2 separate regions of the Homo sapiens genome follow, and region 2 is linked to region 1. Evidence: read pairs that join two places in POLR2A ChIA-PET (ENCODE). Cell type or tissue: B cell. All regions are shown on one strand. Links, peaks and the distances in the headings refer to the core of each region. The heading gives the core; the rest is flanking DNA.

The links. Peaks named below come from ENCODE experiments on the same cell type or tissue, not always from the same donor. Only the 100,000 strongest peaks of a DNase experiment are listed, where the experiment ranks them.
Region 2: POLR2A ChIA-PET joins it to region 1 with 6 read pairs; 12 of 35 experiments call an interaction of 5 or more read pairs at or near these places.

What each region holds. Positions count from the first base shown.
Region 1 is chr19:36,400,132-36,403,033 of GRCh38, reverse strand. The region is part of intron 4 of ZFP82 (ZFP82 zinc finger protein); the gene reads left to right. Among named protein-coding and RNA genes, the nearest start is that of ZFP82, 17 kb to the left of the region's middle. In B cell, for the core only: no CTCF peak of the experiment used is centred there; a DNase peak (open chromatin) is centred at 1,363; H3K4me3 peaks cover 1,276 bases; H3K27ac peaks cover 1,928 bases.
Region 2 is chr19:36,482,387-36,485,333 of GRCh38, reverse strand. The region is part of intron 1 of ZNF566 (zinc finger protein 566); the gene reads left to right. Among named protein-coding and RNA genes, the nearest start is that of ZNF566, 5.7 kb to the left of the region's middle. In B cell, for the core only: no CTCF peak of the experiment used is centred there; a DNase peak (open chromatin) is centred at 1,483.

The DNA.
Region 1 (2,902 bases), core at 79-2,578:
GAAGCTGGAACTACAGGCGCCCGCCACCACGCCCGGCTAATTTTTTTGTATTTTTTTTTGGTAGAGTTGGGGTTTCACCGTGTTAGCCAGGATGGTCTCAATCTCCTGATCTCGTGATCTGCCCGCCTCAGCCTCCCAAAGTGCTGGGATTACAGGCGTGAGCCACCGCGCCTGGCCATGCCTGGCTAATTTTTATATTTTTAGTAGAGATGGGGTTTAACCATGCTGCTGAGGCTGGTCTTGAACTCCTGACCTCATGATCCGCCCATCTCGGCCTCCCAGAGTACTGGAATTACAGGCGTGAGCCACCGCACCCGGCCACAAAAGGTCTTTAAAAATGTTTTTATTCAGAGACATATGTTGTAATTTTGTATTTTGTTCTCTGTATATTCAGGTCTGGCTAAGGACACTTATTTTAGGGTACTAGTTCTTATTTTATAACCATAGGACCATTTCAGTGCCTACACTGTTTGTAATGTTCTATCTTCTGACTTAACCTTCTACCAAAAGAAAGAAAAACATGCTTTTTCCCTCTTATCCCTAATCTTTTTTTTTTTTTTTTTTTGAGATGGAGTCTCGCTCTTCTGTCCAGGCTGGAGTGCAGTGGCGTGATCTCAGCTCACTTCAAGCTCCGCTTCCTGGGTTCACGCCGTTCTCTTGCCTCAGGCTCCCAAGTAGCTGGGACTACAGGCGCCCGCCACCATGCCTGGCTAATTTTTTTGTATTTTTAGTAGAGATGGGGTTTTACCGTGTTAGCCAGGATGGTCTTGATCTCCTGACCTTGTGATCCGCCCACCTTGGCTTCCCAAAGTGCTGGGATTACAGGCGTGAGCCACTGTGCCCGGCCTCCTAATCTATTTTAAAATTCACATTCAGGTAATTAAATGACATTTGCAATTATTAACACTCAAAATGTATTGCAGAGGTTCCAAGTGAATAAGATAATATCCATTTAGTCAGGAAGCATTTAGCCAAAATAGTAACTGTTGGCTCAGAGTTAGACATCTTAAACAAGACCATGTATTTTTTTTCTTTCTTTTCTATTCTTCCTTTAAGAAAGTTTGATTAAAGTATAAATAACATGCCTTCAGAAAAGTGGACAGATGACTTTCTTGAGGTGATATTTGAGAAGAGACATGAAGTAAGGGCTCAAGACATGTCATTTTCTGGGAAAAGAGCATTATGAGCTGATAGAAAAGGTCTGAGTGCGGCATTAGCCTTGCTAGTCTGAGGAATAACAAAGACGGCCATTATGGTCAGACCAGGGAAAGGGAAAGTAAGAAGCTGAGATCAGAGTTAGGCAAGGACCCGGTAATGTAACCACTAAGAGAAATTGAAAGCCACGGGCTGCTTGTATTCTAAAATTATTTCTCCGGTTGAGTGCAAAAGCAGGAAGCACCGATACTGAGGCAGTTTCAGTTGTTGAGTTAGACAGGGTGGTGGTTTGGATAAGAATGGCATTGTTAGGAAGTAGTAAGAAGCTGTTAGGCTCATGATGTGTATGAAGGCGCTGTCAAAAGAACATGCTGATAGGATTATAAGTGAACTAAGTGGGAAGGAGTGATATAAAAGGAGAAGAAATGAGTGTTGGCTTAAACAACTGGGTGAATAGAAGCAGAATTTACTGAAGTGAGGAAAATAGGAAGAGCAAGTTGGAAAGTTGGCACTAAGAGTTTCAGTTTAAGATATTTTAAGTTTGTGATGATTATTATCTGTCCAGTTTGAGATGTTGCGTAGGCAGTTGAATACGTACACCTGGAACTTGGAGCGATTACAGCCTGGTTTATGTTTGGCTGTCTGTATGATTGGAATTTACATTCATGGATCTGGATGTGACCAACTAGGGAAGGCAGGCAGGCCCGAGAACTGACTCATGGGTCACTCCACCCTGTAGACCTTTGAAAGAGGGAAAGAGGGACAACAAAAGAGATAAAGAAGGAGCAGCCACTAAAAAAATTAAAAAAAAAAAAAAAGAAGGGGCAGCCATTGAGATAAAATAAAAATAAAGGAAATGTTTCACCATGGACGGAGTAGAGAATGAGGACTGAGAATTGACCCCAGGTTCCAGCAAGATGGAGAATCCTGGTAAGCTTGTCAAGAAAGATTTTCAATGGAGTCAGGATGAAAGCCCAAGTGGAGTGACTTGATGAGAGAAGGGTTTGTGAGGCAGTAACAAGAATGAGTATAAGACAACTCTGGAGGAATTATGTATGAAGGGAAGCTGGGAAATAGGGTTGTCAGTTACACTGGGGATATGGGTTAAAAAGCAGTGTATTTTATGACATTAGGGCATGTTTGTGTGCTCATAGGAATGATTCTATCGGTGGAGGAAATCAGTGCAGTAGAGAAAGGCATAATTGTCCTTGAGACTGGAGTAAGAAAGGATCCAGTGAGTAAGGGGGAATAAAAGGGAAAAACAGTGTAGTTATGTGTGCAGGTAGGTTGCTCAGGATGGTGGAGAGAAGATAGCATATTCTTCTGTTGCTGTTTTCTCAGTGAAAAAGAAGATCAATAGAATGTGAGAGCATCAATGGAATATTATTAGCATTCAGTATGGGCTTATTCAGGATATGATTAAAATTGATTCTCCGAAGTACAGTTCCTTAGATGTCGGGTTTTACTATTTTCAGATCTTTGTACATTATCCCTGTGTTGAAATGCAAATAGGACTTCCCTGGAACCAAATCTTCTATATCCCAGAACTTCTTGTATCAACAAAGTAAGATGGTTGATACAGTGCCCAAATAGAGTAAGTCTAAGTGATTTATATGACATTTTCTGTTTAATTAAAGGTGGTTCTCTGCAAAGAGGAATCACATTTATGATTTTTTGTATTTATATATTTTTACCTGATCAAAAAAAGGACTTTTCTACATTCTCATCAGAAGTGTTTAATGGACTA
Region 2 (2,947 bases), core at 193-2,692, 82 kb before region 1:
AGTAGCTGGGACTACAGGTGCACACCACCACTCCTGGCTATTTTCTTTTTTTTTTTTTTTTTGTAGAGATAGCATCTTGCTATATTGCCCAGGCTGGTCTTGAACTCCTGCTTTCAAGCCATCCTCCTGTTTTGGCCTCCCAAAATGCTGGGATTGCCACACCCAGCCTGCAGAATATCTTTCAATTTGCGTTTGCCTGATGTTTCCTTATGGTTAGATTTAGACTGGGCAGTTTTGGCAAGAAGATCACAGAAATGATGTTGAACTCTTCTCAATGTGTCATATCAGGAGATATATATATTAGTATATCTCATTATTAGCAATGTTAACTTTGAGAACTTGGTAACAGTGTTGTTTGCCAGATTTCTCCTCTGTAAAATCACTGTTTTTCCCATTTTATTGAATAAGTATCTTGTGGGGAAATAATTTGAAACTATGTAAAAATGGCTGGGCGCGGTGGCTCATGCCTGTAATCCCAACACTTTGGGAGGCCGAGGTGGGCGGATCACAAGGTCAGGAGATCAAGACCATCCTGGCTAACACGGTGAAACCCCATCTCTACTAAAAATACAAAAAATTAGCTGGGCATGGTGGTGGGCACCTGTAGTCCCAGCTATTCGGGAGGCTCTGGCAGGAGAATGGCGTTAACCCGGGAGGTGGAGTTTGCAGTGAGCTGAGATCGCGCCACTGCACCCCAGCCTGGGTGACAGAGCGAGACTCCATCTCAAAAAAAAAAAAAAAAAAAAGAAACTATGCCAAAATCCTATTTCTCATCATGTTTTCTCACGCATTAGTTTTAACATTCATTGATAATTTTTACCTGTAACAATTATTACTGTGATGTTTGCCTAGCGGTGATTTTCTCCTTCTATCATTTCTTACACTTTGATAATTTAAATTCTACTATAAGGAAGAGCTGTCTCTTCTTGCTCCTGTTAAAAGTGAACTAAATGTGGCCTGAGAAGGACTTTGTACTTCTATATTTGAGTCCTTATGGACGAACTGTAACCTAACAGGTAGACAGAATTGGAAACCTAACTTGTGTGCCTGTAACAGTGTATGTGCCTGTAACAAGCTGAGTCTTGGCTAATCCCAGCAGCAATACTTCAACCACTCATACACTGCTGAGTGTTCAAACTGTGTTAAGTAAGGCAAACACTGTCTGGGCACAGAGGCTGGCGCCTGTAATCTCAGCACATTGGGAAGCCGAGGCAGGCGGATCACCTGAGGTCAGGAGTTGGAGACCAGCCTGACCAACATGGTGAAACCCCATTTCTACTAAAAATACAAAAAATTAGCCAGGTGTGGTGGAGTGCACCTGTAATCCCAGCTACTCAGGAGGCTGACACAGGAGAATTGCAGTGAGCTGAGATCGTGCCATTGCACTCTAGCTTAGGCAACAAGAGCAAAACTCCGTCTCAAAAAAAAAAGGCAAACAAGAACTTGTAACCAGTTGAGCTGTTTCTCCACCTCACTTCTGATTTTTGTATGTCACTTCCCTTTTTTTTGTCTATAAATTTGTTCTGACCACGAGGCATCCCTGGAGTGTCTCTGAATCTGCCGTGATTCTGGGGGCTGCCTGATTTGCGAATCGTTCATTGTTCAATGAAACTCCTTTACATTTAATTCAGCTGAAGTTTTTCTTTTGTCCCCATTTGTTTATTCAATTATTTACCTATGGACTCATGGATATTTATTTTATTCTATTCTCTATTATTATTATTTATTTATTTTGCTGTTCAAATTTTCCCATATTTGGCCATCAGAAGCTCCTTAAGTTGGCTCTTGTGTCTTTTCAACGTGTGATCATTTTTTAAAGCTTCCCCCCAACCCCGCTTTCTGGGACATAAGATGTTCCAGGTTCATCTTGTATTTTCCCTCTTCCATCTCTGGGCTCAGCAATTTCTCCAAGCAGCATTAATTTCTTTTATTGGAGAATGAATTTATAAACCAAGATCTGGGCACTTGGTGTGCTTATTGCTACTGGTGTGTCTTTGCTCTGGTTCTGGTCAGTGGAGAGAGTGAGAAAATACACAAATGTCTACATGCACATTTATGTCTATTTATTTGTTTATATGTTAAAAACACACCAGTTTACACTCATATGTTTAATTCTATTCCAGTACCACAGGGTATTTTCTTTTCCCAAGAACTATGAACTATCTGAGATTTTACCCTAGTTGTAAGCTAGTAAGTTGGCTTGTCAGTTTCACAGATACGTTCAGAAAACATGAGACTTCTGAGTCTGAGACAAAGGATGCTTTGTTGCTCATGGCAATCTTCAGAATATCTACATTCTCATGGTACTGATTCAGTCATACACCCAGGATTATGCAAAATACACAGGTATCTGTGTGTTCCCTTGACCTTAGGAAACCTGAATTTTTTATAATGGATAGTTAGAATGCCTACCCTTTGCTGTAGAAGGAGACCGACTCTGTCTTCCAAGGCTGTTCACTGTATAAACAACTTGGTAAAATAGTGCAGAACAAAAACACTTAGTACCTCTTCTTGCAAGATACGCAGAAACATGCAAGACCCATGGAGAATTGTCTCCCATCAAATTTGGCCATTTCCTTGTTACTTCATTTTCCAACAGAGAGAAACCTGCTTCTCAGAATCAATAATTAGCTCTATCCTAGAATACATGCAAATTAGTTCAGAGTTGCCAACCTGGACCTGTGTAAAAAGTATTTAGTAACTACAGTAGAGAATCTCTGTGTAGCTCTTTTTCTTTAAGCTTATAGTATATAGTAAACAAACATCTTCCAAAGTTACTCAATTTAGTTCTTTTCTTTGCCACTCTTTTCAGTATGTTTTTTTTTTTTCTTACATTTTTCTTACATTTAAGGATCATTTGTTGCATTTTGGGTTCCCCCACATCCTGGTTGATTGTAGCAGGCTACACTATTTTGAATGTGAAAACATTCGCAGGGGACAGTGGCTC